Regions from separate parts of the Homo sapiens genome. Here all the other regions are linked to region 2. Evidence: chromatin contacts called from ENCODE Hi-C or POLR2A ChIA-PET data. All regions are on one chromosome and are shown on one strand. The core of a region is the stretch at or near the end of the contact, and the rest is flanking DNA. Distances in the headings are between cores, read along the strand shown.

The links. A loop is a pair of places that touch in the nucleus more often than their neighbours do. ChIA-PET counts read pairs that join two places held with the same protein, here RNA polymerase II (POLR2A). Pooled maps may share reads with other maps.
Region 1: a map of A673 shows a loop between it and region 2 (4-fold over the local background). The contact joins two enhancer-like sites. A Hi-C loop is called at or near these places in 12 of 168 maps with a recorded cell type or tissue (A673, CD4-positive, alpha-beta T cell, CD4-positive, alpha-beta memory T cell and 8 more), 1 of 37 single-sample maps with no recorded cell type and 29 of 50 pooled maps. POLR2A ChIA-PET finds 5 or more read pairs at or near these places in 2 of 52 experiments (GM12878 and SK-N-SH).
Region 3: a pooled map shows a loop between it and region 2 (4-fold over the local background). The contact joins the promoter of TRAF6 here to the enhancer-like site in region 2. A Hi-C loop is called at or near these places in 3 of 168 maps with a recorded cell type or tissue (CD4-positive, alpha-beta memory T cell, CD8-positive, alpha-beta T cell and naive thymus-derived CD4-positive, alpha-beta T cell) and 15 of 50 pooled maps.

Annotation. Positions count from the first base shown.
Region 1 is chr11:36,485,002-36,489,096 of GRCh38, reverse strand. It overlaps TRAF6 (TNF receptor associated factor 6), which reads left to right. Exons shown (of 7, transcript NM_004620.4): 7 at 1-4,095. Among named protein-coding and RNA genes, the nearest start is that of TRAF6, 23 kb to the left of the region's middle. Within about 2 kb of position 1,441, at least 4 of the 41 ENCODE cell types and tissues checked have a DNase peak (open chromatin) inside an H3K27ac peak, as active enhancers do; they include A673, where a contact is called at or near this core.
Region 2 is chr11:35,820,537-35,824,122 of GRCh38, reverse strand. No RefSeq gene overlaps it. Among named protein-coding and RNA genes, the nearest start is that of LDLRAD3, 120 kb to the left of the region's middle. Within about 2 kb of position 1,887, at least 24 of the 41 ENCODE cell types and tissues checked have a DNase peak (open chromatin) inside an H3K27ac peak, as active enhancers do; they include A673, where a contact is called at or near this core.
Region 3 is chr11:36,508,589-36,512,275 of GRCh38, reverse strand. It overlaps TRAF6 (TNF receptor associated factor 6), which reads left to right and starts at 2,004. Exons shown (of 7, transcript NM_004620.4): 1 at 2,004-2,228. It also overlaps a transcript of RAG1 not described here. RefSeq lists an enhancer at 2,136-2,185.

The sequences.
Region 1 (4,095 bases), core at 192-2,691, 670 kb before region 2:
GTGGATACCAACTGCTCATTGTTATGCTATGTAACCCTTTTTGTCTATTCAGTGCAGAGTGAATTTCACAGCTCTGCATATGTCTTCATTTGTTTAATGCTTACAAGACAGGAGATGCACACATACAATCAGCAACATAAAAATTAAAAGTGACCCAAGTAGTCAGCGCATGTGGCATCTCATTGGTGGTGACAGAAGCTATGTGAGCCAGAAGTTTTCAGCTCTTTTGAATACCCTCTGGTTTATTTCGATTAAAAAGAACAAAATTGATTTCCTAAAATCAGAATTTTTTAAAACTTGGGAGATGATTGGAGATACCTAGGAGGTCACCAAACTAGGATTAGAAGTCACAGTGGTTGTATCACAACTTAGCTTGAGTATGTTGCTGTAGCCTAACAACTGCAGGTTCTGAGAAGGATCCTGTAGAATCCTGGAAGTAACCAGATTTTCCTAATAGGGAGATGATTTTTTTGTGTGCCATCATGTATTTGTTAAAGGCCTATATATAGATATAAAATATCGTGGAATCTAGTTCTCAGGGAGACCCGCAACTAGTATAAGCTTATAAAGGATCTAAAGATCCATCCACCATTTAAAGTTGTCTGGTAATGAGAGATGACATTGTATCCCCCAGAGAGGCCAAATCAGAGTCGCCAGCCAGCGTTCTAGATCAGCCTTAATTTCAAGAGAAAGCCAAGGACCTCATCTGCAGGGGAGTGTGGTTTTCAGCCCCAGCGAGTGTCACTTTGAACTTTCCCTTTGCTTTTTTCTCTCTTCTCCCTCCCCACCCACCCTTAGGCTCCTGATCTGGTGAGTTTGTTATGGAGTGAAAATAAAAGTCAAGCAGAGACCTTGTTTCCCGTGCCACCATTAGTACCACAAGCTCATGGCTAGTTACCACATTACTTCCTGGCAGTTTGTGTCCCTCAGCTGTGCCTTCCAACCAGCGCCTGAGAATCACTGCATACCACCCTCTAGGTAGGGAAACCTACACTGCTGCTGTTCCTGTGATTATTTTACAATGAATAAATAATTGTCAAGTTCCATTTAAAAACTGAACAGTAGTATTTTTGTATTTGCGTAGAAAAAGCCTGAAGGAAATATACTAAACTTTTTGTTGGCTTATTTTCCTTTGCGCTTGCTTATATTTTTTACATTTTCTACAATAAATGTGTACTTTTATCGGAGAAAAAAATTAAATGTTGCCACAAAACATTTAATCTCCACGCCCCCAGCTCAAAAAAGGAAATGATATTTAAAAGCTTCCTGGTCAGATTTCTATTAAAAGCACTGGCTGTGCATTAGATACAAAGAGGAGTCATTTCCTGCCTTGGTGATACTATTTTTTTCTACTAACTCAAGAGTCTTTATTAAAAAAAAAAGTTGTTTTGCCTAATTTCAGCTTTTAGCAAGCTTCCCATCTGTAAAATGATTTGGACCAGATATTTCTAGAGTCCCCTCCAGCCATAACATTCTGTCTCAAATTAAGTTCCAACCAGCAGAACAATGACAATACTTAGGAAAGTATTTTGCCAGTATAAAATGTCTTTAACTTACTCTTTGCTGACACTGATACTTTCCTCTAATTTAGTGTCTATCAGCTGGGTCACATCTTAAGTAAAATGAGCAATTTTAACCCCCAACATTTGGCATTTTGTCATAAACCAGCCAGTTATTTTATGCTGGTCATTCATCTTGACTACAAAGTAGAATAGTCAAGCTGTCATTCCAAATAGAAAACTTTTTACTTCAATCAGAATTAAGCCTTAACCTGGAAAGTTGGTTTCTTCCTTACATTTTCCCAATCTCCTACTCTATTCTTAAACATGCTAGTTTCACTCAGTTGGGTATACAAGCCTTTGGGCTTTATGTTGTATGTTACTAACCACCTTTTACCATATTTATCTTTTGGCATCATTCTGGGACATTGCTAAATTAAAAAAGAAATTGTTTCCACTTTTTTCTGGAGATGTTCAACTAAAGGTTGTTTTGTTTTGTTTTTTGTTTTGAGACAGTCTCACCCTGACGCTCAGGCTGGAGTGCAGTGGTGCAACCTCGGCTCACTGCAACCTCCACCTCCCGGGCTCAAGCCATTCTCCTGCCTCAGCCTCCCAAGCAGCTGGGATTACAGGCACCCGCCACCACGCCCAGCTAATTTTTTTGTATTTTGAGTAGAGACCGGGTTTCACCATATTGGCCAGTCTCGTCTGGAACTCCTGACCTCAGATGATCCGCCCGCCTCAGCCTCCCAAAGTGCTGGGATTACAGGCATGAGCCACCACGCCCAGCGTCCAACCCACTGTTGGATGAAACTTGCTGCACGTCATACATTTTGCTGTTGGCAAACAAGTCTGAATGTTGATTTGAAGTTTGGTAGTTTATTACTATCTATTGGCAGCAAAGACTGTTTATTGGTATACTACAATATGATTTAACTTTTATTTTGGGGATAAATAGTAGAAAAAAGTGAAACAGAATGAAGGCAGGTGTTTTTTATTCTAATGATGGAATAATACAGAGATACTGGACGATCTCTAGCAGTTAATTATTGTGACCCATATAAAATTATACAGGTCACAGTATAATTCTCTATTACCGTTTTTACACCAGTAAGTCTTAGATAAACTAAGCATGCTTATGAATTATGTATACAGTTAGAATGCATTATTTTTACAGAGGAACAATTGCTTGTATGTACTAACACTGTTCTCTTGGCTTGCCTCAAGTTCTACTCATTATTTTATATAAAATACTATTAGGCTGGGCACGGTGGCTCACGCCTATAATCCCAGCACTTTGGGAGGTGGAGGCTGGCGGATTACTTGAAGCCAGGAGTTCGAGACCAGCCTGGCCAAAATGGTGAAACCCCATCTCTATAAAAATACAAAAATTAGCCAGGTGTCATGATACATGCCTGTAATCCCAGCTTCTTGGGAGGCTGAGGCACGGGAATCGCTTGAACCCGGGAAGCACAGGTTGCAGTGAGCCAAGATCATGCCACTGCACCCCCAGCCTGGGTGACAGAGTGCAACACTGTCTCACAAAACAAAACAAAAACATCAGATTCTGTTTGTGATGCCTAGTTGCTTACAACCTAAACAGTGCAATGCCTTAAGGAAATGAAAAGGAGCCATAAGTAGTCATTTATATTTTTATTTTGAAGTGTGCTTTTTCTAAACTCCCAGATTGACATGATGGACTGTAAGTTAGTTTCTCTGTTTCTGTCTTTGTGCCTGTAGAGTGTACTTGGCACTTACAAATTCCCAGTATCCAGAAAGATGATCTGATGAAATCAAATTGGATGGATCTTGGCAGACTGTGACACTCAATTACAGCCTTCACTTTCAGTCAAAAACGGACACTTGGCAAGGAGGTGCCTGGTTGTTTCACTAAATGTCACTTGTGTGTGTAATATTTTAAAGCTTTTTCCCCACAGGAAATTCGGGTCATAAAATCCTGAAAAATAATTCTAGGTGGGAAAAGCATTTTAGGAAATGAGAGATGTGGTGCTGCTTTTCTTCTCTCAGAGTGCTTTCTCAGCAGGACACTAGCCCTGCCTTTAAGATGGGGAAGTTGGGGCATGTGCCTCTGCTCTTACTGTCTGCAGCTCTGAAGGTAGGTGCTGTCCCACTCGGACAATCGCCCAAGCAGCAGTGACCATAGTTCTCTTCTATGCAAGTCCCCAGGAGAAGGTAAACTGTGTGGAATGGGGATGTGTTCTGGTTGCTGCTGAATCCCCTCTTCTTACCACAGTGCCTGGCACGTTGCACACACTCAAATACGTAATAATGAACATTTATTGAAAGCAGCAGTTGAAGCTGACCAATTTCTGGTACCTTGTCATGTAAATTTTAGATGGTAAGGCGCAGATGTTACTTTTTTTGCTTTTTTTCTTCAGCACTTGATGAAATTTCCCAAACATGCAGAAATGTTGAAAGACTTGTATAGTGAACATCTACGACCTAGAATCTGCAGTAATATTATGTTACATTTGCTTTATCACTTGATAGATGTTACTTTTAATGAGACTTCAAGTTTGGTTTCTCTAAACAAAATATTCTAAAATAACTGAACAACTTTAATCAATTTGTCTTA
Region 2 (3,586 bases), core at 638-3,137:
GAGGGCGGGACTTCCCTTACACCAATCAGGTCGGCCCCTGGAGCTGGGAGACTGAGCCTGTTTCTGGAGGCCCCTGGGAGCGGGAACCCCTGCACCCAATCCTGCAAGAAGAGGGAGTAGACACCCACTCGTTAGGCAGCCTGAAGTGCCTGTTCTAGAGGCAGTTTGCAAAATGCCGGCACATAGTAGGTTATCAGTTCGTGGGAACTCACCCTGTGGGGATTGGGCAGATTGCCACGCCAGGTCTGTAGTGCCGGTGGCTACAGACAGGCAAGCTCAAGGTGCCTTTCCTTAATGTTATCTAAGGTCATTAAACCTCTAAATAAAAGGGAAGGCAGAAAATGGAGATTCTGAGACAATCCAAGCAGCTCAGAGTGATTGGTATCAAAATTATAATGTCTATAAAGTCATTTTAAATCCATATTGCATTTGACTTTTTAAAAAACCTGTAACGCTTCTCCCTATTCTCTAAGGTATAACAACAGAGCCCTTTTTATTTAGTTCTCACAACCACGTTAGACTCTTTTGGGGGAAATTATAGAGTCTGTCCTGTTACCTCTTCTGTGCTATCTGGAGGGTCTTTGCACCTGGTGCCACAGTGATTGTGACCCTGGTAGGGGTCAGTCTAGCTGGGTAGAAATCAGCCCCCGCACTTTATAGTTGTTGCACTTGGGCAAGCTGGCCTCTCTGTGCCTCTTCTTTCATCTAGAAAAATAATAGTACCTAGCACTTCAGGTTGTTATGTGATTAAAACAGTTTCATTTTCTCTGACAGAGTGGCCTGTTTAAGATAAGGAGAATTTTTGAATCTGGGTAGATTGGATTCTTGCCACTTCCTGCTATCTCATCAAAGAGCCAAACATAGAACAGGGAGGGCTATGTGAAGGAATGTGCACTTCATCAAAAGCATGCATTCCGTTAATTTAAAGAAATTATAGTATGATTATTCTATCATAGCAACAAGATATAAATAGATATTAATAAGTAAAATCAGGTTAGTTGCTGAAAAAATACCATTCATAATAAGGTTGCATTATATAAATGTTTGTATATGTAAATGTCCTGTAATGCCCATGGACTTTAATTGCTGCATTTGGCATGGAAAATTGCCAGCTCTGCTACTACTAGTGGTGTGATCTCAGGCAACATTCTTTACCTCTCTGAGCCTCAATTTCATTGGCCATAAAATGAGACTAATTTTTTTCTTGTATTAAAGGACCACATGAGATAATGTATGTAAAAAGACTGAAAACTGGAAAGTACAATAGTTTTTTAGGTATTTAATCATTGTTGTAATTAATAGCCACAGTGAAAATATATTCAAGGACAATGTAAAGATTTGAGCTTACAGTTTCAAATACCAACCTTAAGAATGATCCAGAAATACTAAACTCATGTGTTTTTTTGTTTGTTTTTAAAACTATGACATCTATAAGTTGGAGACATTTGCTTTTTGAGACATTGTCTTTTTTATTATATAATCTTTAGTCCTCATGGCATCCTCTTTAGAGACCAAACAGCAATTAGTGAACTGTTTCAGACAGAAATCTGGATGGTCCAAGATCCTGGATTAAGATAGCTCTCTTTATGAATGCATTTTCAGAGTAAACAGGAAAAGTGTATTAAACCAAGCACTTCATTGTGGATAAGGAAAATCGATATCCTGTGGGTTGGACTGTTTTTAGTCTTACTACAAAAATGGATGCACTATTTATACCTGTTTTCTCCAGTCATGGCTATTAGCTCTTCACTTCAAGTTCACTCACTCAGCCACTACGGTGGAGAGCCAGTCATTGTAGGTTAAAAGCAACTAATGTTAGACCCCTGCTGGCCTGGTCTGGCACTGCACGGGGAAACACAATCTCCGATTCTTATTAGTGGGGAAATTGGTTTACAAAAGCAGAGCTGAGACGCCAAGGATTTGGTTTTGCCTCCCTTGATATCTAGGTGCCAATATGGGAGCAAGAAGAAAAGTGGGATTTGCCTTACAATGGAGAAGTTCTTGAGGAGGAACTGGGGATTATAATCTCCCTTCAGGGCGGTTGGGACTTGGATCAGCCTGCCCCACAAGCTCCCTCTTCATTGCTAACAGCTTGGAGGCTGGCACTGAGCTTTTCCATGTGTTCACACTCATTGTTGGTTGCACTCTCCAACCTCTAGGGGGCGCAGAGGCGTTCGCCTCAGCTTTTTTTTTTTTTTTTTTTGAGACAGAGTCTCACTCTGTCCCCAAGGCTGGAGGGGGCAGTGGCGCGATCTCAGCTCACTGCAACCTCCGCCTCCCGGGTTCACGCGATTCTCATGCCTCCACCTACCGAGTAGCTGGGATTACAGGCATAAACCACCATGCCCAGCTAATTTTTGTATTTTTAGTACAGACGGGGTTTCACCATGTTGGCCAGGCTGGTCTCCAACCCCTGGCCTCAAGTGATTCACCCACCTCAGCCTCCCAAAGTGTTGGAATTAGAGGCGTGAGCCACCACGCCTGGCCTTCAGCTTTTTCATTTTGTTGCTCCAAGACAAGGAGCCGGGACTAGGAAGGGTCAAGGGCACGATGGAGCGCTCAATGATACACGTGATGCGGCTGCTACAATAGGAGTCGTCGACTGTGGGTAAAAAAGCAACCAGAATTACAATGCTTTTCCTTCTTGTGGTCTGTACTTTCTCCTCTTCTCTCGTGAAACTGGAATGAATGGGGCCCAGAGAAAACGAAGCACAGAACAAGAGAAGGATAGCAAGAAGGGCCCAAACAAAACAAGAGCCTCAAATGGGCAAAGCTTTTGTTTTGGGGAAAGGGATCTCGGTTAATGCTCCTGTTTGGTAGAAATCAGACATAACAGGAATGAGGTTAGGGAGTGGTAAAGTGGTAAGGGGCTTGGCTCCACTTCCAACTCAGTGTTTTTGGTTAACATGAATAGGTAAACCCTAAAGGATTGGGATTGGGGAATCATGAGAGATGGGAAAAATCCCACTTTTCTTTGCTTGAACATGGCCTAGCAGATGACCTTTTCTTCTCACAGTAGAGAGCTCTAAGGAAGGTTATCAAAGTCCAAAAGTTAGGGTTTTAACTCATTTGACCTACTCTACTGGCCCTATGACTTGAAGGTCACAGTCGTGAGATGGGATTATACTGAGAACCAGGGTATCGTTCAACAATGTTCCTTGATCTCTTCCTCATTAGGGCTTGTGCCTCTTCAGAGTTTGGCTGGAGTGACACAAATCCACTCTTCCCAGTTAAAGATAAGTCATCCTGATTAGCTTCCCAGAGAATGTTCTGTGATTGCAGGAAGGAAAGTTGTGATTGCCAATCTGAACTTGGAGGCCTCAGTGATTTTCGGAAGCACTGTTTGCTGGGCTGAGTCAGCAGAGACAAACCTAACCTTGATTTTCTGGAGAGTGTTCTTCTACAAGGACAGATCCTCAGACACTTAGCCCGTCCCCTATTAATGAATACTGACGTCATTACCACATTTTTTGCCCTTAAAAGCAATGCTACATGATCATTCTTATGCAAAAAGCTTTGTACCTATGTCATATTTCTTTCAGGAAGATTTCTAAAAATGGGGTTGGATACCACCAAATTTCCTATC
Region 3 (3,687 bases), core at 755-3,254, 690 kb before region 2:
GGTTGCACACAGGGGAAACAGTCTTGCAATGAAAATAAAACGCTTTGACCTAGGAATGATATGCATCCTTCTCGTCATAGCTCACAGGCCAGAACTAGTCACGTGGCCCTGCCTGATTGCAAAGGGAAATGGTATTTGTAAGTTTCCTGTGTGCCCAAGGCATGGATGAGCACTAAAACTCTCTCCTATATTGAATAAATTGGATTTGAAGGAGTAGGAAAAGGCCCCTTGAGGGCACTTATGAAAACAATGTAAAGAAACATACACAGAACACCTAATCTTTTTGAAAGCCTGGTGCTGGAGTCTCTCACAATAGATTTTTATTATTTTATACTGACAAAAGCCTGGTAAGGTAGACATTATCCCCTTTTTTATAGTTTTTGGTCATTGTAGTTCATGGAGGTTATGTAACCTGCCCCAGAGCTCACACTAAGAAGTGGAGGGAACTCTGATTCTCTTGCTCTTCCTTTTCTCCAGCTCTCAATTTCATATAATGATCTTTTCTTCCATCCCATAAGAGATTTAATTTTTAAGAGGAGCTTCTAGGGAGGGATACACAAAGGCTGGCAATGTTTTATTTTTTAAAGCTGGGTGGTGAGCACACAGATGTTTGTGCTCTTTTTATGTCTTAAGTGTTTCAAAATACAATCTTTTAAAAGGGGGTTGACAGAACCTGAGAACCAGTGATAAATTCTTCTTAAAAAGAGAAGCATTTTTAATGAATATTGGCAGCCAGAAAGTAGGACATATAGTATTGGTAACATTTATTGAGCCCATACTATGTCCTAGTTTTGGGTTTATTTGTTTGTTCGTTTGTTCCTTGAGACAGGGTCTCACTCTGTCACCCAGGCTGGAATGCAGTGGTGCAATCATGGCTTACTGTAGCCTTGACTGCCAGGGCTCAAGCCATCCTCCCACCTCAGCCTCCAGAGTAGCCGAGACTACAGATATGCACCACCACACCCAGGTAATTTTTAAATTTTGTGTAAAGATGGGGTCTCACTATGTTGCCCAGGCTGGTCTCAAATTCCTGGCCTCAAGTGATCCTCCTGCCTTAGCCTCCCAAAGTACTGGGATTATAGGCATGAGCCTATTTGTGCCTGGCCAGATAGTTTTAAATAATTTCTTTACATATTTTATCTCATCCTTCCAACAACCCTGTGAGGTAGATACTATTATTATCCCCATGTTAATACGAGATGAGAAAACTGAAACAAGTACAGATTAAGTATTTTACCTGAATCACACATTTATTGTAGGAAAAACCGGATTGGAACCAAGCATTCTGGCTTCAGGATACATACGCATGACTACTATCCTGGAAAACCTCCCCTAAGAGGTGGACGATGAACCAAATATGCAGAGGTGGATGAAACTCTTTTGTGCTTCTCCAGCAAAACGCGTGGTACATTCTCTAGACGTTTATGACCAGTTAAACAGGGAATTTAAAATAGTTTTCCCATGACAGAGAAAGACAAAGCGCTGGTGTTCTTGGCAGGAAATTCAAAGAAATATTTAAGGCAAGGGCTGACTCCCTTGGACCGGATGAAGGGGAAGAGCAGGTAATAATAGAGGGTTCTATGGATCGCAGAAACTTCCTGGGCAAGGAGGGTGGAGCTGGGGAGGGGTTTAAGAATTCCTGAAGGTCAAGCGATCTAGCCCAGCTGGGGTTTTCTCCTGCTTGGAGAGGGGTGCTATAAAAGCGCAGTTTGGGATTACTACTGTCGCCACTGCTCACCAAATTAAGTTATTCCGGGAGGGATCTTCTCGTCGCCATCCTCATTCCAACACACACCCATTGACACACTCGGGTTCGGCTGTGCGGTGCAACGAATTCCCAGGTGGGACACCCGAGCAGGAAGAAAGCCAGGCTGCGGGGCTGGGGGCGCCGCCCGGCCCGCGCCACAGTCCGCCTGGAGGATCACCGCCAGGGGGCACTCTCTCCGAACTCGGCCGCTCTGTCTCCTCCCCGGCGCGCTCCCTGCCCCTCGCTCCCCGCAGCCAGCAGAGAAGGCGGAAGCAGTGGCGTCCGCAGCTGGGGCTTGGCCTGCGGGCGGCCAGCGAAGGTGGCGAAGGCTCCCACTGGATCCAGAGTTTGCCGTCCAAGCAGCCTCGTCTCGGCGCGCAGTGTCTGTGTCCGTCCTCTACCAGCGCCTTGGCTGAGCGGAGTCGTGCGGTTGGTGGGGGAGCCCTGCCCTCCTGGTTCGGCCTCCCCGCGCACTAGAACGGTGAGTCTCCTTCAGGCGCCTCCTCCTGGCGGCCGCCGCCTCGCTTCCCAGCGGTCAGGGACGCCGCCCCCCGCCCCTTCGCTCTCGGCAGGTCGGGGACGCAGTCCCTGTCCCCTCGCTTCCCACCAGTCGGGGACGCCTCCCCTGTCCCTTCGCTTTTCACAGGTCAGGGACGCCGCCCCTACCCGCTTGCTTCCCACGGGTCGGGGACGCCGCCCCTGTCCTCTCGCTTCCCGCTGGTCGAGGACACCGTTCCCTGCCCCTCGCTTCCTGCAGGTCGGGACGCAGCCTCTGTCCCCACGCTTCCCACAGGTCGGGGACACCGTTCCCTGTCCCCTGACCTCTGCTCCCCAGGCCTCCTCTTCCTCGCTCATTCCACCCCCTAAAAAACCCCGCGTCGCCTTACTCAACCTCGCTCCCCTCAACTCCGCTTTTTCCCCTTCCCAGATAAGGAAATTGCCTCCTGCAGTTGTCCGCTCCTTGGAGCAAACACCTGCTTAAATTTTTAAAAAATCCTTTACGTTCCTGGCGACTCCGGCTGTCACTGTCATGGGAAAGCTATTTTTGGATTCCCTGTTGAACTCTATAGAAGTCTCAGGCAGCGAGTTTAAAAAAAAAAAAAGGCTCAGATGACACGAATGTTTTCTCCCCCGCCCCTAAACTCGGTAGTTCGAGCGATTGTTCCAGACGCCGGGTTGATAAAGCTGTTCCTAGTATTTGGCTTAAGGGGAACTCCAGCTGAGTTAGGACTGTCTTGAATGTGAACAGAAAGCACCTAAATAAAGTATTAGCAGCTTCGCTGTATGGTATTTAATTGTTTCTTTCTCTGAGAGCAGATTACTATTACTGAATGTCTTGTTACACAGGTTCCATGTAGAAACGAGAAAAACTGGTAAAGAAATTCTGTGTTGGCCTTGTGAACTTGGCCGCTATCATTTCATTCATTCTCCTTTGATTACTAGGGAAGGGAGAGGGGCTTTTCAAATTTTGAGGTTGAGTGTATAGGCAGGAACAATGTGGCCTCTTTTGTGACTCTAGGAAGGAGTCCGGCATGTGGTGGGTACAGGATCACATCAGAGTTTCAGCCTGCATGCACCACAATATTTCAGAATTGTAACATGAGCTCTTCTCTGTGATAAATTTGGGCATGTGATGCCGGTAAACTTTTGGACACTTAGATTTGGAGAGAAGTTCAAATCCTTGCCTCCTGGAGCAGAGTAAATAGTGCCCAGGAAGGGGAATGCCCCTTGAATTTGGATTCAAAGTTAAGGCACAACAGTTGAGTATTTTGCAGCATCTCTTGGCCATTGGAGTACATTTGTAGGTCTTCACACTTTAGAAATTTAAGAAGCTGGTAAACAGTTTCTGTTTCTAAAGCTAGTAGCACATTAAAGATAATTTCTCATATTTTCTTTACATGGTTTTACTTCAATAAGTTACATGTTTACTCGTATGAATT